3 separate regions of the Mus musculus genome follow, and regions 1 and 3 are each linked to region 2. The links are chromatin loops, found by intact Hi-C in ENCODE. Cell type or tissue: left cerebral cortex. All regions are shown on one strand.

Region 1 (8,000 bases), 87 kb after region 2:
CAAGCGCTGGGATTAAGGTATGTGTCCCTACACGTGACTATCTTTTCTTATTTTTGTCCTGATATGTTTTGAGCTGGTCATGGTGGCACATGCCTGTGATCCGGCACCGACAAGCCTGATGAGGGGGACTATAAATTCCTGCCAAGATGGGTTAAATTGTGAGGCCCTGTCTCAAGCAAACAACAACAACTTTTTAAAAACTTTGCCTGGGCTGGAGAGATGGCTCAGAGGTTAAGAGCACTGACTGTTCTTCCTGAGTTCAAATCCCAACAACCACATGGTGGCTCACAACCATCCATAATGAGATCTGATGCCCTCTTCTGGGGTGTCTGAAGATAGCTACAGTGTATTTATATATAATAAGTAAATAAACCAACCTTAAAAACAAAACAAAACAAAACAAAACTTTGCCCATTCAGATTCCAAATGAATTTTAATAATTATATATGTTATATAATACATCCCATTTTGTCTTTTTCCTCCCCATTTTAGTCTTATTATTCAACTTCACAATCAGAATTAAAGGAGCTGGAGAGGTGACTCAGTAATTTAAAGCAGGGACTACTCTCACACAGGAATACAGTTTGATTCCCAGTACTTATGCCAGGTGGCTCACAACTACCGGCAACTCTTAGATACAGGGAACCCCATGTCTGTGGCCTCAAGGGCACCTGTACTCATGTGCACATGGTCACACATACACATAATTTTTTTAAAAGATTTTTAAAAATCAGAAACACTGTTGGTGGTGGCACAGGATCCCAGCACTCAGGTGGCAGAGGCAAGTGGATCTCTGTGAGTTTGAGGCCAGCCTGGCCTACAGAAATAGTTCTAGACCAACCTGGCCTACAGAGATAGTTCTAGGACAGCCAGGGCTACACACACACACACACACACACACACACACACACACAAAAGTCTGTCTCAAAAACAAAACAAAACAAAAAATCAGAATGAAAATCCATCCCTAGGTCAATCAGGTTTTTCTTTACTCTTTCTATTTAATTTTTTTCTTTGAGTAAATATGTTTTACCCCAAAGCATTTACTCAACCCCAACCACATACTTTATTTTCTGAGTTTCTGTTTTGAACAATCTTGCTCTCTCCCTTTCTGTTCCCTTTCCCCTAGGCCACTCTTATTCTTGTGCTTACTAAAATAAAAGCATTTGACCCAAAAGCCACACAGCTAAAATGATACACTTCCACCCTCCTGACCCAGCAGATGTCATTTCTTGGCATCAGCCAGCAGCTGTCTTTGGATTGCTGAGGACGCTCACAGCTGCCTTTCCCTCTTGACTTTTCCCTCCCTGTAAATGGGCAGACTTATCTTTGCACTATCTTCCTGGATTAAAACATTACTCATCTTTAAAAGACTCAATATTCCAGAAGTGCCGTCCCCACTTAATGTATGAAACAGGAGGAGACAGTGTACTAAGTCGAATGATGTCTCCTCAGCATTCATGCCCTCCAGGATGGGACTGATTTTAAATAAGGCCTTTGCAAGCAGAATCAGTTATAATGAGGTCATACTGGGGTTAGGATGGACCCTACACCCAATGACTGGTGTCTTTATAAAAGAGAAAACACATGGAGAAGCCATGTTGTGAATGAGAGACAAAGTGGAGGAATGTGTCTGCAAAACAAAACATTCCATCATTGCCAACATACCCCAGAAGGTAAGAGACTCGGGACAGGTTCCCTCCCATCTTCAAAGAACCTAGTCCTTTGGACACCCTGAGTTCAGACTTTCGGCTCCTCAAGTGTGAGAGTACACACTACACTCACTTGTGAAGGCAGCTGTATGGATGGCTCCAGTCCATCTTCCTGGGCCTCTCCACTGCTGGCGTTTCATCCTTAGATCCGCTGAGACAGGGGAGGGGTGTTCTTGAAATCCTGCCCAGAGCAGAACATGAGCAGTCCCCCCTCTGGAATGCAAACATCAAGGAAGGACAAATTTTCTCCTGTTTCCTGACCAACTGCAAAATCTGTCTTTGTAGCAGGACTATTTATGGGACATTCTGGTTTCAAGTACCCAAGGCTCTGTCATCAAGGGATTCAGTGGGGCATAATTTAGAAGTTTCTGACCACCAGGCTTTCAGTCTTGGCTCCACCATCTTTTAGAGACCTAATTCTGGACAAGTCGCTAGACATTTTGAAACCCTATCTGTAAATGGAGACAATAATCATTTACTCCCAGCATGTCTTACGGAGTTAGTGCTAGAATCCGTGAGATGATTTATGGAAAAGCATTGTTTAAACTGTGAACCTCTGGGTAGATGTTTCCAATCACTAGTGACTACCCATGAAGCAGAAGGGGCCGGGGGAAGGGTTGAAAGAGCTCATGCTTCTTGCTCTGTATCTTTGTTTTGTGTGTCAGGTTTGTGTGTTTAAGATGTGTTTTTATTATTTTAACTAAGTTTATGGGGTGGTAGGTACACATGACTTCAGGTGACCTCAAAGGCTGGAGAACACATTGGATTGCCTAGAGCTGGAGTTAGAGGGAGTTGTGAACTGCCCAACTTGGGTGCTGGGAACTGAACTCAGGTCCTGTGAAAAAGCTGTTTCAGCCTCACACTCTGGGACCGCCTTTCCAGTCACTAGTCTCTTATGTTTATTTTTTGAGTTCTGAGGATCATGTTCAGGGCTTCCCATGTAATAGAGACAGGCCCTGCTGCTAAACCACACCCTGGCCCATTCCATGTCTTCAGTGAAGTAAAAGGTGGAAAATACTGTTAAAGATTTTTTAAATGAAGAGTGTGTGTGTATATGAGAGTGTGTTTGTGTGTATATGTGTGTGTGAGTATGTATTGTATGTGTGTGTGTGTTTGTGTGTGACCAGTAGAAGCGAAAAGAGGTTGTCAGATACCCTGGAACTGTAGTCCGGGTGTTGTGAGCTGCCTGGTGTGTGTCTCCTGGAAGAATAGCAGGCAAGTGCTCTTACACGCTGTGTCTTCTTTCTAACCCCTGTATCATGCCTGTAATCCTAACTAGCACCAAGGAGGTGGAAGCAGGAGGATCATCCAAGTTTAAGGCAGCTTGGGAGACTTGAAACCCTGTCTTTCAAAAAGTCGTTTTCAAAAACATTTACTGAAGAAGCGAAAGCAAATAAAATTCTCTGCCCTCATTCCAAGTTACAGGTATACTAAATGATAAGACAATACAAAGGGTCTACTGTTGGTTTGCTGGCTTGCAACACCTCTTACACAGGTGTTAGGTATAACCATCGCTGATAGTGTTATTAATGGAAAACTTCGCTTCCGGTTCAGCTTCAGCCTGATGGAGTTTGAAAAAGTTATTTTATCCCTGTGGGTTCTAATGTATATAAAATGAAATGATACATCTTAAACCTTAATATTTCTCCCAATGCTGTAATCCTAGCATCTCTCTGACTCCCATGAGGTCGTTCCACTTGCCATGAAGACCGACATTAAGATTACCAGATGAGGGATGGAGAGTTGGCTCAATGGTTAAAAACAATTATTGTTCTCACTGAGGACCTGAGTTCAATTCCCAGCACCCACATGTCTGCTTACAACTTTCTTGTCACACTAGGCACTCGTGATAAACATCATACATTCAGGCAAAACTTATTTATGTAAAATTATAAGATAAATATATTTTTAAATGTTTTTTGTTGTTGTTGTTTTGTTTTTTAGATCATTATATGAGGAAGCTGGCTGCTCAAAGATCATGAGGTTGCCAGGTCACATCACAGGTGAATGTGGGGTGGTGGTGGTGCAGGAATTCTTCCACAGACACAGAATGACAAATACCCAACACTTAAGGAAGGAAAGGACAGGCCTCGAGCCCAGGGTGGAAAGGCAGGACTGAGCTGAGTAAGCTGGGTCTCTATCCCTGACTTAGTCCAAAGGTGGAAGGAGACCGTGAGGTAGATTAACATGCAGTTCTCTGCAAAGGCAGGGTACATACAGCTTAAAAGCCACGCTGAGGAGGCGGGCTGCTTGAGTTTGTAGGCTTACGCAACAATCATGGCAATAGCACCCTCTAGAGGATGGTTGGAAGATTACATATGTGTAAGCACTAGGAGGCACCTAAGGAGCTCGCGTGGGTGTGTGGTAATTGTCCTCCCAACACAAAGGGAAGGAAACATGGCATGACCTGTGTCCTGTGTATGCATGCATGGCTATATCTTGAGCCTGTAACAGACCACATAATTAGAATGGATGTTTCCCTATAAGGGAGATAAAGGTAATAAAATGTATGGGGGAACTAACAAAAGTATACAAGCTACGCCTTGCCGCACGTGGGGCTCAGTCTTTGGATATAAATCTGCTGATCAAGTGCCAGAACAAATAAATGCTACGTCCTGGCAGAAAGCCTTTGTCCCGTTTCTCTGTTTGAAAACGCCACAACAGACGATAAATTTTAAGTTATTTCTTTTTCCGTTTGCATGTTTGGGCGCCAATGTGTATGGTTTTCATTTGGAGGGTCAAAGTTGATTTTGCACATCATTCTTGATTTCTCTCCTACCTTATTCAATGAAGCAGGGTCTCTCTGCCTAAACCCAGAGCTAACTGGTATGGGTAGTCTCTCCTGCCGTGTTGCTCTAGAGGGTCTTGTCTTCATCTTCTGAGGCGGGATTTAAAATGGGCTACCCTGTTCAAGCAGCTTTAGTCATGAGGATTGGGACTCTGGTCTTCACTTTTGCATGGCCAGTGTTTAATCACTAAGCGTCCCCGTCCCCCCCCCCCCCCCCCCAGCTATCACTGTGTATTTTACTCTGATCTTAAGGAGCAAGGTGCAGTTTGAGTTTGGTGCATTGAGGACACCTTGTGTATGTGGGTAGATAGCTTCTCAAATGTTCTAGAAACAGCAGAGATGCCCCATCTGGGGGAGTGGAGGCCAATACAACATTCCCAAGCTCCTATAAACACCAAGAATACTCCGACTGTGTCTTGGGTTTAGTACAGGAACCCTGAAAAGAAAGGAGGGAGCACAGGAGCGAGGCTTTGGCTCCAGCTTGGATCCCCTGAATCTGCTGCGGAGAGAAAGCACTTCTGCCACAGCCTCCTCCACCTTACCTGCCAATGACCATTTCAACGACGCGAGGTTTGGTTGCCCTCTAGTGGCCACTCTGATGATGAAACTCACTTAAAACTGGCAGCAACGTGGTGTAGTACTTGCCCCTCCCCTTTGTTTCTCCTCTCCCCTCTTCTCCCCTCCCCTCTCTTCCCTTCCCCCTCTTTCCTGTCCTCTCCTCTCCTCTCTTCTTCCCTCCCTTCCCTCTCCTCTCTCCTTTCTTCTCTCCCTTCCCCTGATCTTTTTTTTTTTTTCTTTCCATTTTTTCTTTCTCCTCTCTCTGGCCCCATCCTTAACTTAATTTACTTATTATTGTAACTTTTACCATAGTTAATTTTTAGCTTCATACTTTACATTTTTGCCATTTTCCGCCTATGGTCATTCGTGGTAATAAACTTTGAGTGTATTTCTTTAAAAAAAAAATAGCACACCTTTAATCCCAGCACTTGGGAGGCAGAGGCAGGTGGATTTCTGAGTTCGAGGCCAGCCTGGTCTACAGAGTGAGTTCCAGGACAGCCAGGGCTACACAGAGAAACCTTGTCTCAGAAAAAAAAAAGAGAGAGAGAGAGAGCTGGGAGTGGTATAATATATATTTAATCCCAGCATTTAGGAGGAAGGGGCAGGAAGATCTCTGTCAATTTAAAGCCAGTCTGGTCAACATAGCAAGTTCCAGGCCAGCCAGGGCTACATGATATATAAATAAATAAATCTTAAAAAAAAAATCTAAGTGTGGTGGCATGTGCCCTCAATCCCAGCACTCGGGAGGCAGAGACAGAGGGATTTTTTGAGCTGGGGCCAGCCTGGTCTACAAAGCAAATTCCAGGACAACCAGCTTTACACAGAGAAGCCTGTCTCAAAAAGCCACCAACAAAAAAGGTTGTAGAGGGGACACAGTAAGAATGTCAATGTATGGGAAAGCCACCATATGGATGAGAAACTAGCAAGGAGACTGAGATTTTTTTTTTTTTTTTCTGAGACAGGATTTCTCTGTATAGCCCTGGCTGTCCTGGAACTCACTCTGTAGACCAGGCTGGTCTTGAACTCAGAAATCTGCCTGCCTCTGCCTCCCTAGTGCTGGGATTAAAGGCGTTCGCTACCGCGCCCGGCTGAGACTGAGATTTTTGAAGAAAAAAAAATCAATCTGAAATTCTGGAGATGAAAAACTCAGTGAAGGGCCAGTGAAATGGCTCTGTGGGTAAAGGCAGTAGCTGCCAGGCCCGATGACCTGGGTCTGATCCACGGCACCCACAGGACAGAAGGAGAGGACTGGTTCCTGCAAGCTCCCTTCTCACCTTCTGAACTCAAGACACACAGGTTTGCCGTGCCCTGTGTCCTCGCCACCAGAAAATAAATCAGTTAATGCAATTTTTAAACTTAAAAAAAAAAAAGCTGAATAAAGCAAACAAAAAGTACAGTGGGAAATACTCACCCTGAAGGCTCACCCTGCAGAGAGGCAGGAAAACTGCCAAAAGTTTGAGGCTACCTTGTTCTACACAGTAAGTTCTGTGCCAGCCCAGTCTCCATTGTGATACCCTGTCTTAAGAAAACAAACAATAGTAGCAAGGGAAACAATGGAAAGCGACACCAAAAGAGTAAGTCAAGCAGAAGAGGGAACACCCAGGACAGAGGGCAAGGTTGAGGGAATGATATATAGTTCTGCCTGCATTCACACCTGCATGCCAAATGGGGGCACCAGATCTAGAGGATCTGACACCCTCTTCTGCCCTCCATGGGCATCAGGCATTCAAGCAGTACAGAGATATACAAGCAGGCAAACACTCATCTGTAAAATAAGGCAGGCAGAACTCTACAAGTTCAAGGCCAGCCTGGTCTACACATCAAGTTCCCCTCCAGCCAGTCAGGCCTGCATAGTGAGATTCCATCTCAAAAAAAAAATTTTTTTTTTATTCATTATATGAGTATGTGTATATCTCTGTGTGGGTTTGTGCTGCTGAGTGCAGTGCCCATGGAGGCCAGAAGAGGGCGTCAGATCCTTGGGTCTGGAGTTAAAGATGGCTGTGGTTGATGTAGCACAAGGAACAGAATTCAGGTCTTCTGCAAGAGTGTATGCTCTTAACCACTGAGTCATCTCTCCAGCCCTTGGTAACCCTAACAACTAAAATAGTAATAATGGCATTATTTTAAAACCTATATTTTCACCTGGGTAGTAGTGGCCCACGCCGTTATTCTCAGCATTCAAAAGTCGGAGGTAGGTGGATCTCTTGAGTTTGAGGCCAGCCTGGTCTACGGAGTGAGTTCCAGGGCAGCCAGGACTACACAGAGAAACCCTGTCTCAGAAAAAAACAAAACAAAACAAAACAAAAACCTGTAGTTTTTCTGCTATCAATGTCCTTATACATTACACAGCTATTCCATCCACTCAGAATTCCTTATATGTCGCCTTTGCTCACCAAGCGCAGGCCTGGGGAAGCTGTGCTTGGGACTCTCCTACGAGAGTCCAGATACACTCGTGAGAAAAGAAGCAGGAAAGACATGGAGAAGTTCATATACTCACAAGCCCAGAGACAGGAAGGGCTGCAGTCAGAAACTCTAAGACACAAGGAAGGAGAAAACTTAGGCTGTGGTCTTTAGTGAGGGAAGGTCAGGAAGGCAGGAGGAACAGTCTGGGATTGCCCATAAAGGGCTCTACAATTTTGGGGTGCCCCTGGTTGTCTTGTGCCTGGCCCTTGGATGACTTCGAGATGATTAAAGCAGAAATGTGTTGTCTCCTGGGGTGTACAGGCCAGATAGGGGAGGGGTGCCTCTGGACTGGTTAGCATGCATATCAAAAGTACGTGTCTTGGCGTTTCTAAGAACTGTCTATCTCCAAAAGTGTCAGTCTCTTCCTATGCCAAAACCTCTCTCATGCTAGGGAATCTACCACTGTGATACTAGCCTGGTCCTTCAAATAGGTTTAGGGGTGGGGTAGTGTGTGTGTGTATGTGTGTGTGTGTGTGTGT
Region 2 (8,000 bases):
AACGCTTTCCTTCCTCTGCAGAGTGCTGCCTCCCAAAGCCCAGAAGAAAGCCAAGCTGCTGCCAGACACAGGGAGGACTAGAGGGCTTTGTTCCACAGCAAGGGGTGCAGAGGATACCCCCTCATCAGCTTGACCTTGCTGCTAGGTTTAATGAGGTCACTTGTTTGAGTTGGGAGAGTCTTGTGTCTTTCTGTATAGCCCATTTGAGTGCTTGTAGTTCTTCTCCTGGCTTTACTCCCAAGAGAAAACAGTTCCCGTTATTGAAAGTCTACTTATGTGCTCAGGACTTCACATGTATGAAGTCACCGGATTATCACATCATATTCATAAGGTAGGCGATAGTATCTCTAGTACACAGGAGACAAGGAAAGCCGAAAGTTCTTATCAATCGCATCTTGTAGCTGTAGACATTCTCTATTGGTCTGGGGGGCCCAAGATAATGCTTGTCATTCCTACCTGAACTCCAATGCTTCACCCATGATGTTAGATGGATTCCAGACTCATACATACCAGTCAAGCGCGCTACTTCATAGCTTCATCCCCAGCCCCACTCTGGTTCCTTATTGAAGAACAGATTCTCAAGAAGAGAGTATGTATGGGAATGGGCTTAAAGCCCCTCCCTGGTCCACACTGCCCACTCCAGTTTAGAGATGTGTCATTGTTGATCCTGGAATACCCTGGCTAGGGACAGAAGACTGATGGGAGATCTGTGGTCTCATTAGGCAATCAAGGGAAGACAGGATCCATCAGGTTAGGTTCAGGAAGTAGAAGAGCAGTCTGACTCCTTCTCTTGGGTGGGGCGAGACAGGTTGAATGAACTCTGTGACCTTTTTCTTAAACTTGCATTGCATTGCTCTTCTGAGACCTCTATGCTTCTGGCACATTATAAAAGGGGGGGGGGCAGATAAACAGGCTTAGGGAGATGGTTCAGCAGTTAAGCACATTTGCTGTTCTTGCAGAGGACCCAGGTTAGGTTCCCAGCACCCACACAACCACTCTCAACAGTCTGTAACTCAGAACCAGGGGTTCCAATGTTCTTTTGTGGCCTCCAAGAGCAGGCTGTCCTGGAACTCACTCTGTAGACCAGGTTGGCCTTGAACTCAGAAATCTGCCTGCTTCTGCCTCCCAAGTGCTGGGATTAAAGGTGTGTGCCACCACTGCCCGGCTTGTTTTTATTTTGTTTGTTTGTTTGTTTTGTTTTTTTAAGGAAGTGTTGCAGTTTCTTTAGTCATTGTGATGGATATTCTTGGCTGCCAACTTGACAGCATCTGGAATTAACTAAAAACCCAAGCAGCTGAGCATACCTGTGGCGGATTTTTCTTGGTTGTATTTTTTGAGGTTATGAGACCCTCCCTAAATCTGGGCCACACCTTCTCGTGGCATCCTATATAAAGGACACTGGAGAAAGAAGCTCTTTGCTTTTTGCCTGCTTGCCCTCACTCTCACTGGCACGCTCATCTATCCTGCTGCTAAGTCATTCTTTACTGCATTAGAGCCTACTTCTACTGGATCCTGATATACACTGAAGACCAGGCAAGACATCCAGCCTTGTGGAGTGAACAGCTATTGGATTCTTGGACCTTCTGTTAGGAGATAGCCATCTGTGGACTAGCTGGACCACAGCCTGTAAGTCACGCCAATAAACCCCATATATGTTTTTCTATCAGTTCTGGTTCTCTAGAGAACTCTGACCAATACAGTTATCTCTCTCCCTAAATTCCCCCTCCCCCCCTTTTTTTAAATCCATGCTGCATCTGTGCAGGCTTTTTGTTTTGTTTTGTTTTGTTTTTTGTTTTGTTTTGTTTTTTGAGACAGGGTTTCTCTGTATAGCCCTGGCTGTCCTGTAGCTCACTTTGTAGACCAGGCTGGCCTTGAACTCAGAAATCTGCCTGCCTCTGCCTCCCAAGTGCTGGGATTAAAGTTGTGAGCCACCACACCCGGCTTCTGTGCAGGCTTTTAATTTAGTTCTCTCAGCACCCCATTTGTGCAGGGGTGGTGGGGTGGCAGATTGTGAGCCCCACACATGCATACAAATGTATGAAGAAGCAGCTACCACCAGACCTCTGAGGTCAGGCCTTGGCACCCATAGGGTATGTGAGAATTGTGAAAGACTGCTCTCTGATTTATTTTTATTTATTCATTTTTCCTTGAAACATTTTTATTAGATATTTTCTTTATTTACATTTCAAATGTTATCCCCTTTCCTGGTTTCCCCTCTGAAAACCCCCTATCCCCTCCCCCCACCCCCTGCCTTCACCCACCCACCCACTCCCACCTCACTGCCCTAGCATTCCCCTACACTGGGGGCATGGAGCCTTCACAGGACCAGGGCCTCTCCTCCCATTGATGACTGGCAAGGCCATCCTCTGCTACATATGCGGCTGAAGCCATGGGTCACTCCATGTGTACTCTTTGGTTGGTGGTTTAGTCTCTGGGAGCTCTGGGGGGTCTGGTTGGTTCATATCTGATTTATTTTTAAAATGGACATCCATACATGTCCATGCCAGACCTGTTGGGGCCTTCCAGTAATCCTAACATTGGGCAGGTGGGAACAGGAGTGTGGGGAATTCAAGAACAGACCTATCCTAAAAGCAGAAAACAAGACCTTCCCACATGTTATTATAGGCCTTCAAGATTGTATGTTCCTCTTGGCTGAAGTACCCAGCACCAGCACTCATGGTTGGTGCCTGAAAGGGAAATTTCATTCCTGTTTCCTGCAGGACCCACGACTAGTTGAAAGGCCTATCTGAACTTGGCCTCATTGAGCTGATTTCCCACGTTCTGAATTCTAAATTGCCAAGGGCTTTTGTTGCCTTTCTTTTGTTGTTTTTACAGTAATGTCCATTGTTTTGCACCTCCTAAGAAGACCTCAGAAAAAAAATTCCATTTAATCTTTACAAACCAAATCGTGGACCTTGGAGGTCCAGGCCTTGATTGAGGCAAATTCTAGTTTTTGCACGGGCCTCAGTTTCTCCATCTTAGAAATGAGAATAATAACGACGACGATGATGATGATGATAAAAACAAAAAACAAAAAAACCCGACCTGATCTGCCTGCTTCAAAGATTAATTTGTATGAAATACGTTGAGGGCACACAGTGGGTGTGCAACACCATGTGAAGTGTGGATCTCTGGTAGCCTGAACCTTCACAATACCCAGATACCCAGAGTGAATGTTCTGCAAGCAGTTCCCTACAACTCCTACAATCAGGAGGTGACCCTTACTCCACACATGGATGGCAGGGAGGGCCAAGGAATCTTTACAGCAGCCACCTGAGCTGCGGAGGCTGCGAGCGGAGTCCTGGCAGGGCTGACCCCAGGCTGGGGATGAGTGGCGGGAGTCGTCTGGGTTGGCGTGGGCGGCGGGGGCAGCGGGCCCGGCGGACACGCGGGCGCTGAAGGAGTTAAACAGGGCCGGGGGCAGAGCGCCTGTCAGAAGCGAGCATGTGCAGTTTGCACCGCATCCGTACTATGGGTGAGTGCGGCCGCCGCCGCTTGGGGCTGGGTTCCGTGGGGCAGCAGCGGCTGCAGCTACCCGGGCCCCGCGCCGCCCCGGCGGCCGCGGACACTGGATGCGGGAATAGTCGCGGGCGGGTGGCGTGGGGGAGTCTCGTCCGGTCACTCGGCGCGGGGGGAGCCGGAGCGCCGGGCGTGGGGGCAGGGAACAGGCGGCGCAGGAGAGCGCCCCGAGTCCCGGCGCGGAGGAGGAGCGGGAGCCAGCCCGTGAGACCGCGCTCCTGGCCGCACCTGCGTCGGGCAGACGGCCGCCCGACCCTGCCTTGCCTTGCCCTACCCTCGTCCCCGGCCCCGCACCGGTAGGTGCCCACGATGCCCGCACAGAGGCCTTTCCGCCGCGGAGAGAGGTGTCTGCGCGGGGCGGGCAGCGCTGAGCGAGGGGGCGCGGGTGATGGGGCGGTGATAGGGAAGACCCGGCGACCCCGCGTGGGGACACTACCGGATCCCGCTTCCTCTTTGCTTTCGGTTTCGGAGAGGCTGCTGGGGCTGGAGAGCGAGCCGCAGATTAGATGCTGTGTCTGAGCTTGGATTCCCTGCGGGGGATGGGCGCACAGGGGGGCGTGTTGGTGAAAGGGGTGCACATTGGCAACTTTCCCCGCCTGAAACAAAGAGGTGCCGGGTTGAGACGAGGGTGAAAGACTTGACTGAGGATCTGAGACCTCTGAAGGTTGACATCTCCCTAACCCAGGGGAATGCACCCCGAGGCCCTCTGCAAAGGACAGAGGGGGGCGCCAGACTGGATGGACGCTGGAGAGCCAGGTCTTGGGAGTAGGGACCAGAGACCCTCCTGACTTTGCGGGTTGGGGAAGGAACCTTGTCAAAATGCCTTTTCTTCCGTCCGCATAAAAGAACTGGGTGATGGTGGGCTGCACACCTTGGCATTTTTTTTTTTCAGGTGGGTGCCTAGGTCAGTGCTCAGCCCCTGGTTGCTAGTTCGCCACCTGCATTCACCATCTCTGTTTCCTTGTGGGAACTGGAGGGTTGAGATGGGTAGCCCTATTTCTGGCAAGGCCAGGGAGGTATTGGCGTCTTTCCCAGGTGCCTTCTTTTCTCTCTTTCTATGAGGACCCGTTTCCCCTCTTTCCCTCACCGTTTCTCCTTTCCTTCCTGGGGTTTCTTAGGGGATGGAGGTATGATCTCTTCGTGCTCAGGGTTTGTGGTGTCTGGTTATTCCAACTTTGGTTAGATGCTCACGAAAGCTGCATTCCAGTGTAAACTTGGGGTTCTGCTTACCCATTGTTGAGTGTTCTCTGTACCCCAATAACAAATGATCATCATACTGGGGTCTTCAGAAAGCCTAGTCTCTCTCTCTCTCTTTCTCTCTCTCTCTCTCTCTCTCTCTCTCTCTCTCTCTCTCTCTCTCTCTCGTGTGTGTGTGTGTGTGTGTGTGTGTGTGTGATATGAAGAGGGGTCAAAGAGCGAGCTGATGAACCTCCCTTAAGAATAGTATAGGGTCTTTCTCTCTAGAAGACAATTGAGCCAGGTTCCAAGATCCCAATTCCCAATCTGTGTCTTTGGGAGCCAGGTTCCTCCAGCTTGCAGATGGCAAGCATGTGACCATTGGTTCCTGCCCTATGGCAGCACAGCCACCCAGGAGCTCCTGTCATCTACCTGGTTGCAAGGCAGAGCTTCACTCACTTGCTTCTCTGTTTGATCTGACCGGCGAGAGGCGGCACAGTAAGCTCTGTACTTCTGGGTGATCCTCTTGCATCTCTGTGAAGGAGCTAAGGACACATGTGGCTGGACCAAGGATGCATCTACAGGGACAACTAGGTCCAGAGACGTGAGGGGTGGGCTGAGGTGAACCTTTACCCTTTCTGAGACTTTGGGTTCAGAGACAGAGACAGGCATTAGGGTGATGGAACGAACGCTGGTCTTTGGAGAGAAATGATCCATCCATTTACTCTTGCTTTTGGCCACTGCAAGATAGGATCGAGGGAGATTCCAAGGACTTGTCGGGGATCACAGGAGAGAAGGAAGTGCCCTGAGTGTCCCATCTGTGGCCCTGGAACTAAAGTGGCTAAGGTTAGGTCGGGTGGCTCACCTAGGCAACACAGGTAGCATCATTTAATGTGGAGATCCTCTGTCCACTAGCGGGGTTGATTATGGCTCTGTCTCTGTTGGGTTTATCCCAAGCTGTTGATTCACAGGCTGAGGGTAGCTCCCAGTGGCCTGACCTCTCCAGCCGAAAGGGTATAAGAGGGCTTTTCTATGGACTGACTTTTTCAGATACACAATCTGTGAGGTAAGCGTGTGGGCTCCCTCGCCTCTCTCCTTGAAAGCGATGGGACATGATCTACATTTATAAACAGGTTTAAGAGCCTGGAGTTCTTGAATGAAAGATATGAGAAGAGTTAGTGACTCTTAGAGCGTGGTTATTTCAGTTGACTCTGGTTTGTGCGTTGTTTCGGAAGGGAAAAGTGTCATTTTACAGGGAAGGGCTCAATTACGGCTTTTGTGGTAGGGAAAGGTCGGTGTTAGTTTTAAAAGTGTCATTTTTTTTTAAATCAGAAAAGTTGCTATAGTACACAGGCGGTGGGTGGTTTTTCTGTCTGCCTCTACTCATGGGACATCTCTGAGCTCTCCAAAGCAGATGACAAACCAGGGCGTTCGTGGCAATTGCCCTTGAAGCTATGAAAAGGGTCTCTGGTGATGTGGGGGCCTCTGGTATCAAAGGGAGAGAGAGAGAGAGAGAGAGAGAGAGAGAGAGAGAGAGAGAGAGAGAGAGAGAGAGAGAGAGAGCTGGCTAAGAGCAGTAAAGTGAGGCAGCTTGGTTTAGCAGTGACCATATCAGATCTGGCTGTCCTTGAGGGAGAAAATGGATAGCTAACCCTCCCTGTGCTCTACTGCTCTCAAATTTGTGGCCTTTAACCCCCTTCTCCCCACCCCGGTCTCTACCCCCTAATTAAAGACAAGGTGGTTTAGGCTTTAGTGGGTTTTTTGTTTGGTTTTTTTTTTTTTTTTAAATTCAAGAACATTCCTTTTAAAGTGTGAATAGTTTCTGCCCTGGCACCCTGGGCTCCTTTTGTGCATACCTGGCCAAGGAAGGAATCCAGAAAGGGGTTAAGATCATCTGAAACTGGCTGTATTTTCTGCTTCTTCCCTCCACGCCATTTTGGAAACCAGTTTGTTTTTGAAAAGTAGAGTGTAAGCGAGTTTGAGGGGAAGGGGACAGGAGCTGAGTTTCTTGGTCCTGGTCCTCCAGTCACTCTCAGCACCACAGGATGACTGGTGTACGCTAACGTTTCTTTCCTGGGATTAGACAAGGTTTAGAATCAACTCTCCCATGACTCTTGGCTTAACCTTTTCCAGGATGCTAGAACAGGATTTGGGTGCTGTAGGTTTGTCACATGGTGACAAACGCCTGTAATCCTAACCCTTAGGAGGTAGAGGCAGGAGGAAGATTCGAGGACAGTCTGGTCTACCTATAGAGTTCCAGACCAACCAGGGCTATATAATGATACCTTGGCTAGAGGAAAAAATACATTTGCCTCGTATCCAGCTATGGGATGCTCCATGCTGTTGCCACTTATTGAAGTGTACGTGGGAAAGGAAGTGCTTTCTTCCTGTGACACACATCTCAACCTAACACTGAGGCTGGGTGGGTGAGCTGCTGAATCTCAGGCTAACGTGGAAAGCCTGCTCGCTTCCTTTTGCTCTCGTGCATTAGGCTCCAGGAGTGGGCTCTGCACGCCTCCAAGTGAAGGTCCTGCCTAGTCTTCATCTTGACATCAATTTCTCTCACCTGTAAATTTAGTGGGGTTGAAATTGTAGGGTGATGCTGGCCCTCGGCTTCTTCAGAGGAAGCTTTCTGTCCCTTTCCAGTGATGACATTTTCGTGATGGGGTTGGACATGGTCCATGGTCCACAGCCATTGCCACTTGCATCTCAGGACTTCTAGACCCCACCCTTTCTTCTTCTCTGATGGCTCTCGGGGGCTTCTGCTCTCTATCTCGGCTGCTGTTGTAGAAGAGCCAGAGACATGAATATTGTAGCAAACAGTCTACACGAGCAGGGACTGGGTCTTGAAACTGCTCTTTCCTCTGGAATCTTGGCAGTGTGAAAATTTCACTGGCCATGTGGCACTAGGAGAGCTAATCCATGCTGTATGCCAACAAGCCATGGTGTTGCCACCTTGGAGGTCTTAGGCAACCATACTGTGGAAATTTCCTGGGAGTAGCTTCCCTGTCATATCTGGGAGATGTTTTCTAGTAGTAGGTGTCTTGGTACTCCAGTTCTTAAAATCTTTTTACACCCTGTTCAGTGGTTTCCTCTGACACTCAGGCCTAGGGGTTGTGTTGTAGACGTATCGGTTGGGGATAGGGACGGTCTCAGCCATTTATTCTCTACTTTTGACAGTTGTGGATCTCTGTAATAGTCTTCATCTGTTGCAAAAAGGGGTCTCTTTGATGAGGGGTGAAAGCTACACATATCTGTGGGTATAAGGATGCGCATTTAGTTTACTATTAGAAATTATACTCGTT
Region 3 (8,000 bases), 80 kb before region 2:
TGGAAACCTTCCTATCCCTGAGCTATAAAAGCCTGCCTTCACATCCAAAGCTGAACCCCATCTCAGGAGGAGGCAGCCCGTGTATGTGAATTTTTAAAGCTTGCTTTAATTAATTTGGTCATGATGATTTGGGTGGCGGTCTTTCTCCTCTCGTTTTTTTTTTTTTTTTGGATTAATATACTCTTTAGCAGCTGAGCCATCTGCCCAACTCAAAGCCTACCTTCTCTTCCCATGCATCCTAGCCTTGCTAGTTTTTTGATTCCTGTGACTGAAACCCATTCCAGCCTCCAACTTTGTTTTTTCCTGGTCCTTCTTTCTGGAGACTACCCCCACCTCCACCCCAACTCCCCACAGAACAGTGTGGCCCTTGTAGGTTTAATGGCGAAGACCTTTAAGACCTTTACTTAAAGCTGCCCAGACCTTCTACTAGTCTGAACATTTTTGTCAATAACACTACTTAAGTTACGTCTATTTTTTTTTTTTTTTCCTACTAGGAAAGAAGCTATGTAGAGACAGAAATCTTCAGTACCTAAAATCCCTTCGCAGGGAAATGAATGAATGAATGAATGAATGGTTACACCTGCAGACCATTTTGGGGGAGTCTTTCTGGCGTAACAATATAAATGAGTCAGTCAAATGAACAGAGATCTTAATCTGCCCAAAACTGGTGCCGCGGTTCTGGGGAGTTTGGGCTAAGGATAAACTGGGAGAACTTGCTGCAAGTCCCAGCCCTGCTCTCAGTGAGCGACTACGGCTGCGCGGACAGGCAGGGCTCAGCCGCTTCCGGGATGGTCGGGAGCCAACGAGACTTCGAGCCTCCGGGTGGGCTAGAGCGGCGCGACATTCAGGTGTGTGCGGCCATGGAGGACGAGAAGAGCTTCTCCGATATCTGCGGCGGCCGCCTAGCCCTGCGGTGCCGCTACTACTCACCGTACTGCCGCGAGTTCGGCCTCAGCTCGGCTCGGCTGTCGCTGTGCTCGCTCACCGCGGTCACCTGCGCGGTGTGGCTGGCGGCCTACGGGCTCTTCACCCTGTGCGAGGTAAAGGCGGGCGCTCGGCCGGCGCAGGCAGCTTGGAGAGGTCTCGGGGCTGACCCGTGGGTCCGGGAGGGTGGGGACTCCCTGGATCAGGGTCGCCGTTCCACGGCAGGACTGCCCTCCCTCCCCGAGAAGTTTGTGCTTCTGGACGTTCTACCACAGTGGACCTACTTGCCCTGCTCATTCATGGAACATAACCTCCTCAGAGAACTCAGTGCATCCTCCCGCATCACTTACTGGGTACCAAAGCCAACGGATAGCAGGCGTGCGACAGAATTACAGAAAAGTTTTTGCCTCCACAACTGTGCAGTACAGAATCTCCACCTAATATCTGTTTCTCAAGGCCAGGTCAACTACCATCCCCTCTCCCAACCCTTCCCCAGTTTAAGTGCATTTTCTAAAGTGTTGCCAGGTCTAAGACACGAGGGTTTTCTATGCTCAGTTTTCAGACTTTCTAATCTTTTTTCCCCCCGAGCCTCATTTTTAACATCTCTAAGTTGAAATTAATGGTTCAAAATATTGCGAAGGTCAACTGCTATTATTTTGTGACAGTTCCCAAGCAAAAAGAGTCATCCGATTGGCCTTTGTTCAGGATGTTCTGTTCTGTTTTAACTCCCTGTATAGCCCTAAAATGAATATATTATTCCAGGAGTGATCTTAATAGAGCCAGTACACCAGAACTGTTTATTTCTGCAATTTTCATATTGTTTGTATTAAAACATCCCTTAGCTTTTTTCTATTCTTTTGCTATTATTATTATTCTTACTTTGTCTGGACTGGAAGGCTCTATGTGGAGCCTGCCTCTGCCTCCCTAGGGTTAGGATCAAAGGTGTGTGTCATCATACCTGGTTCAATCACATTTATGCTATCAAAGTGTGTGGCAGAGCATCATAATTTGCACAGATTTTCATAGATGAAGTTAAGTCCCCTCACTGAGGGTCTGGGGAATGAATGGCTCATCAGATGACTGCAGCGACTGCCAAACCTGACCACCTAATGCCAAACCTGACCACCTAATGCCAAACCTGACCACCTAAGCCGAATCCCCAGAACCCACATGATGGGAGGGAAGAATGGATTCAAAAAAATTGTCCTCTGACCTCTGCACAATAAATAAATATAAATAGTAGGGGCTGGTGTGGTGGTGCACACCTTTAATCCCAGCACTAGGGAAACAGAGGAAGGAACATCTCTGAATTCAAGGCCAGCCTGGCTACATCAGTCTACATTACCAGCTCCAGAACAAACCAAGGCTACACAGTGAAACCCTGCCTCAAACACAACACAAATAGTATTTTTTAAAAGACTCCTAATCTTTACCAATTTATATTTAAAAGTGTCTTCACAGGTCAGTTGAAGTTATTAAACTGACCTAGTCCTTCCCCAAAATTTTTAATATAATTGGATTTTTATTCTTTTTTGGGGGGATGGGGAGTGTTGGGGTCTTACCATGTAGCCTTGGCTGTTCTTGAACTCACTGTATAAACCAGGCTGGCCTGTAACTCAGAGATTCACCTGTCACTGCCTCACAAGTGCTGTTGTTAAAGGGATACATCACCATGCCCAGTTGAATGTTAATGCCAGCCTATGTTCCTGATACCCGTGCAGTTATCTGCTGAATTTCTTATTTCAACCCCCCGGGGGGGTTCATAAAGAGTAATACTTTAATAACCTTGACATTGATAAAGTGACAAAGCTGGGCTTCCAAACTGGAGCTGCCTGACTTTGAAATCCCTTTCCATTGTACTTTGGCCTCGCAGATCTCAGGCAGTTGCAATTGTTACTGGTTGGTTTGTTCAGAGATACAGGGTCTTGCTATGTAGTTTAGGCTGTCCACACACTCTGCTTCGTCCTGGTTCAGCCCCTGTGAAGGCCTGGGCTGACAGGTGAGTGAACCACACCCAGCTCAGAGCTGTTCTGTCAGTTCCCTACTGCACTCATCTCTCTGGCATGGACACCCAAATGTCCCCCAAATGCACAAGTAATTGTGCTCTCTTCCATTACTTCAAGACTTCCCGAGGCCTCTGTGTGCAAGAGTTCAGATCTCTGCTCCTATTCAAACTCATTCATGGAAAGAACTCTCAAAGGACTCCTTCAGATGTGTGGCTCAACCCTGACTCAGATGAGCGGTGTGCATCCTTAGAATTTTGGCCAGGAAAATGGACTTTGAGGCAGATTATCTTAACAGAGGCTGAGTGGGTAACATTCCCTAAGCATTCATTGTTCTTCAGCCTGTCATCCCCTGCTTTTGATCGGTTTAGTTAACATCACTCCAATCTGCAGTGCAGTACCCTTTCAGCAGAGTGCACCTGTCAGCATGCACTACTTCTCTGCACCACCTGGGTCCTGAGGCCTTGGAAGTCTTTATGGAACAGCTGTGTGCATTGATCTATCTCTCTGTCTCCCTCTCTTCTTTTTCCCTCTCCATCATTTTTTCCTTCCTTCCCCCCTTCCTCTTCTCTTTCTCCTCCCTCTGACACTTTAAAGTCAGTAACACAGTATTCTAGACTTTTGTTTTTTAATCATTCTTGCAACCTGTAGAGGGCTGAGTTTTACCTTGGCTTTCTTCCACGGTGCTTATTTAGTTTGCACTGCTTGCAAGACACCACCCTGCACCTGAAGTTAATTAGCAGAAAGTAGCTGTTTCTGGGTCATCAGAGGCCCTGTTCTCACTCCTGCTTACCAGCCAGAAATAATCATCTGAACGGAAGTCATCAAGCTCTTTCTTTAAAAGGCCAAATTAATATTTTAGGCTTTGTGGATCCCTGTCCCATATTCTTTTGTCCTTTTATTTAAAATTTATGTGTATGGGTGTGTTGCGTATATGTCTGTACATGACATACATGCCTTGTGCTCAAGGAGGTGAGAAGAGGGTGTCAGGTCCCCTGGAACTGGAGTTATAGACAGTTGTGAACTTCCACATGGGTGTTAGAATATGAACTCAGGTCTTCTTGAAGAACAGCCAGTGCTCTTAACGGAAGAGCCATCTCTCCAGCCTGCTTTTTGTTATTTGTTGTTTGTTTAGAGACAGGGTCTCACTGTGTGTGTAGCCTTGTCTGGCCTGGAGCTCGGTGTGTGTAGTCCTGATCCACCTGCCTCTGCCTCCTGGGAGCTTGGATTACCATGAGCCACTGCATCTGCTTCTTTTTGTTCTTCCATCAACCTTGTAAAAAATGTTAAGAGCCATTCTTCGCTCAGAGTTGGCAAGCAGAAGTGTGTGGCTGAACTCGTTTGTTAAAATTCTTGGTTTTTGTTGTTTTGCTTTGGTGTTTGTTTGTTTTTAAAGATTTATATATTTAATGTATATGAGCACACTGTAGCTCATATACACACCAGAAGAGGGCATCAGATCCCATTACAGAGGGTTGTGAGCCACCCTGTGGTTGCTGGGAATTGAACTCAGGACCTCTGGAAGAGGAGTCAGTGCTATTTCCCCTTCATCTAGGTTCCCTCATCTGTTCACCTCACAGCATAGCCACCAGAGCAGAGGCCTTTTCCTCATTGTCCAGTTCACTTGCTGAATAGCATAGGCGTGTGCAGAGGGGCATTTGGTGATCTTACTGCCTGCGTCTGGCTCTCTCTTCAGAATAGCATGGTCCTCTCTGCCACCATCTTCATCACCATCTTAGGCCTGCTTGGTTACCTCCATTTTGTGAAGATTGACCAGGAGACTCTACTAATCATCGACTCACTTGGCATCCAGATGACTTCATCTTATGCATCGGGCAAAGAAAGTACCACCTTCATAGAGATGGACAAGGTCAAGGACATTATCATTAACGAGGCTATCTACATGGTAAGTGTCTAGGTGGTACTTCTGGGCCCTGCAGAGGAGGCAGTCAGCCCATGGGGTGTGCTGGGACCTAAACTGCATCCAAATACAGCATTCATTGTCACAGAACTAAATTTAAGGTGCCTCTGTTCCAATACAAGTAGTTTTTTGACTGGCATGCCTGTGAACTGTAGAAGAGAAACTTATATTCAAGTAAAAGTTTCTTTATAGTCGTGTTTTCCTCGGTGATGGGGTATGTTGCAAGGAATGTGTTGTTCACAAGGTTGTTGGCTGTACAGACATCAGAGCACATACTACACTTAGATGGTATAGTCACTCAGACATCCCAGTGATGGTATGTAATAAACACAAGGTGCTTGGGGTTGCTGCCAAGTGTAACACTGAATGCTGCTTTCCAGTAATCTTTTGTGTCAGGGTCTCATTGAATAGTTTATGCTGGCATTGAACTTCCCATCCTCCTGCCTCTTTCCCCTTTTGCTTTTGTTTTTGCTTATCCGTGTGTGTGTGTGTGTGTGTGTGTGTGTGTGTGTGTGTGTGTGTATCCTGCTGAGGCCAGAGAGGATGTCAGATCCCCTGAAAATGGTGGTTGTGAGCTACCCTACATGGGTGCTAGCTAGGTACTGAACTCTAGTCCTGTGGAAGAACAGCAAGCACAATTACCTGCTGAGCCATCTCTTTAGCTGCCTGCCTCTACTCTTTTTTTGTTTGTTTGTTTGATTTTGAGACAGGGTCTCACTGTGAGGCCCTAGCTGATCTGGAACTTACTATGTAAACCAGGCTGGTCTTAAACTCAGAGATCTACCTGCTTTTGCCTCCTGAGTGCTGGGATTAGAGACGTATGTCACCATGCCTGATTAACAGGAGTAGGAGTACACTCCATTAAAAAGCATAGCAAATATGTAAACTGTGACTATTTTGAAGAAGTAGCCGATTGTCATGGATAGAGAGTCACCATTCCACCTTTAATCTCGTAGCTCAGATGCAGACATGTCTTTTTGTTTGTTTGTTTACGTCCTCTAGGAAATGAGGTTATGTTGCCCAGGTCTAATATCTAACCTACTCTCAGGCAGCCACCTGCCTTGGTCCTGGTTGGTGGGACTTTTGGTTCGTGGGGGCATACTTGGCTTTTTTTTTTTTTTTTGGGGGGGGCTGGCCTTTTAAAGGACAAAATGTAGGCAACTGGACACATGAAATTATGAAGGAAGATATAAAGCTAATTGCTATTCTAGTTTCAACTCTGTCGTGCTTTTTCTTATTTTGTAGTGGATACGTGGCATAAAAGTGTAGTTGATGAAGTATAAAACCCTAAGTGAGGCCCTGCGGCTTCAGAGTGGCCATCCTGATTGTATATAGTGTGAGTAACTACCTTAATCTAGCCATGCTGTTTCTATTTGTGAGCATATTACAATACAGTGGGTGATCTCTTGCTGCCACAGCCGCTCATGCCTTTCATCCTAGCACCTAGGAGGCAGAGGCAGGTGGATCTCCCTGATTGAGTCCAGCCTGGTCTACAGAGGGAGTTCCAGGCTAGCCAGGACTACCTAGTCAGATCCTGTCTCAAGAAAACCAAAACAAATATATTTTTTATATTTAAAATAAAAATAAGAGATGAAAATGTCTTTTTTTTTTTTTGAGACAGGGTTTCACTGTGCAGCCGGCTAGCCTGGAACTCACTCTGTAGATCTTTCCTCGAACTCACAGAGATCCCCCTGCCTCTGCTTCCCAAGTACTGGGATTAAAGACGTGTGCCACTGCCACCACCACCACCCCCTTGGCAAACATATACTTTTCTTGTACTTCAGAAGTTGTCAGATATTCCACTACATAATAGATGTAGTGTAATACCTTTCATAAAGTATTTCCCTGGATGAGAAGGACTTTTTAGCCTTCCCCTGAAGAAAAAAGAAAGAAGCTGAGTTTCACTGCGGTCTCTGGTTTCTTGTCTTACAGCAGAAGGTCATTTACTACCTCTGCATTTTACTGAAGGAGCCGGGGAAGCCACACGAGATCTCTCGAGTAGTTCCTGTCTTCCAGGTGAGCACCGTGCTCTCCCTTCTCCTGTAAAACCCTGACTTCTCTTTCTGCTTACCCTTACGTCTTTTGTTCAGCAGCACATGAACGTCTATTGACAGAGTACTGGCAATATCTCACAACCAATTTGAGTAAAGGGAGTTTTTTAGATTTTAGAGAAGAGAGTTACCAATCCTATAACCACTTCTGCCTGCAATCACATTCTTGTACTTCAGGTCTGTCCATCTATGTTTTCACAGTGATATCTTATGGGTGAGGGTTTTTTTACATATATATTATACATAATATGTAATAAATATTATATATATATTTTCTATCAGAACCATTATACTTAAATTATATTTAATTATATTGAAATATCAGCTTATTTAGCTATGTTATTGATAGGTTTTAGATAATGCTTAGACTATCTTTTGTTTTGATTTACAATAAAAACCACTATGGTGGCACGTTCCCTAAACCCCCTCATTGTAAACTATCAGTCTTCTATGCTAGATGAGTAGAACCTAGAGACCAGTTATGTATTTGTAATAATTTTGTGTTATTTTGAATAGGAAACATTTATTAAAACTGGATGTTCTTTATACAGTTTTCCTATCCTGTGGCTTGTCTTAATTTTAATTGTATTACATTTTATAGTACAAAATCTTCTCAGAATGTTTATATTAAACTACCCATCTAGGCTCTGAGGCTTATTTCATAACTTGAAACATTTTCTGAGATGGTCGTGCCACTGTCATATAATTTTGTCAGGCTAAAAGCTGTATTTTGCGTGCGTGTAATCCCAGCATTCAGGAGGCAGAGGCAGGCAGATCTCTTGAGTTTGAGGCAGCCTGGTCTACAAAGTTAGTTCCAGGACAGCCAGGGCTACACAGAGAAACCCTGTCTAGAAACCAAACCAAACCAAAGCCAAATCAAATAAAAACCTGTCTTTATTCCCCACACACCCACATACAAAGGCTGGATTTGGAGACCTCCTGGCAGAGCACTCATTCCCTCAACCTTGTGTCTCTTAGTTCACGGCTGCCATTTAGAGCCAGTGGTGTATGTGAGAGGTTAAGGGGCCAGGTGGATTCTTCTTACACTCTCCTTGACTCTGTATTTCTCCACTTTGGAATTCAGAGTGCCAAGCCCCGGTT

The links. Hi-C counts contacts between places; a loop is a spot of excess contacts. Peaks named below come from ENCODE experiments on the same cell type or tissue, not always from the same donor. Only the 100,000 strongest peaks of a DNase experiment are listed, where the experiment ranks them.
Region 1: it touches region 2 in a loop (5-fold over the local background); 22 of 42 quality-filtered maps call a loop at or near these places.
Region 3: a loop joins it to region 2, with 2.4 times the contacts of the local background. A loop is called at or near these places in 2 of 42 quality-filtered maps.

What each region holds. Positions count from the first base shown.
Region 1 is chr12:78,915,505-78,923,504 of GRCm38, reverse strand. Gm46359 (a long non-coding RNA gene) reads right to left here and starts at 6,982. Exons shown (of 3, transcript XR_001780635.2): 1 at 6,470-6,982; 2 at 1,786-1,925. In left cerebral cortex, CTCF peaks have their summits at 331 (motif pointing left), 4,016 (motif pointing left), 5,080 (motif pointing left) and 7,005 (motif pointing right); DNase peaks (open chromatin) are centred at 3,990 and 5,076; H3K27ac peaks cover 344 bases.
Region 2 is chr12:79,002,788-79,010,787 of GRCm38, reverse strand. Tmem229b (transmembrane protein 229B) reads left to right here and starts at 3,511. Exons shown (of 3, transcript NM_178745.5): 1 at 3,511-3,815. In left cerebral cortex, CTCF peaks have their summits at 3,497 and 4,238 (motif pointing right); DNase peaks (open chromatin) are centred at 3,418, 4,127 and 5,165; H3K4me3 peaks cover 1,640 bases; H3K27ac peaks cover 1,502 bases.
Region 3 is chr12:79,082,480-79,090,479 of GRCm38, reverse strand. Pigh (phosphatidylinositol glycan anchor biosynthesis, class H) reads left to right here and starts at 810. Exons shown (of 4, transcript NM_029988.2): 1 at 810-1,040; 2 at 4,624-4,833; 3 at 6,781-6,864; 4 at 7,984-8,000. The coding sequence starts at 861. 9230116L04Rik (RIKEN cDNA 9230116L04 gene) reads left to right here. Exons shown (of 3, transcript NR_110486.1): 3 at 495-1,775. In left cerebral cortex, a CTCF peak has its summit at 3,403; a DNase peak (open chromatin) is centred at 793; H3K4me3 peaks cover 1,256 bases; H3K27ac peaks cover 555 bases.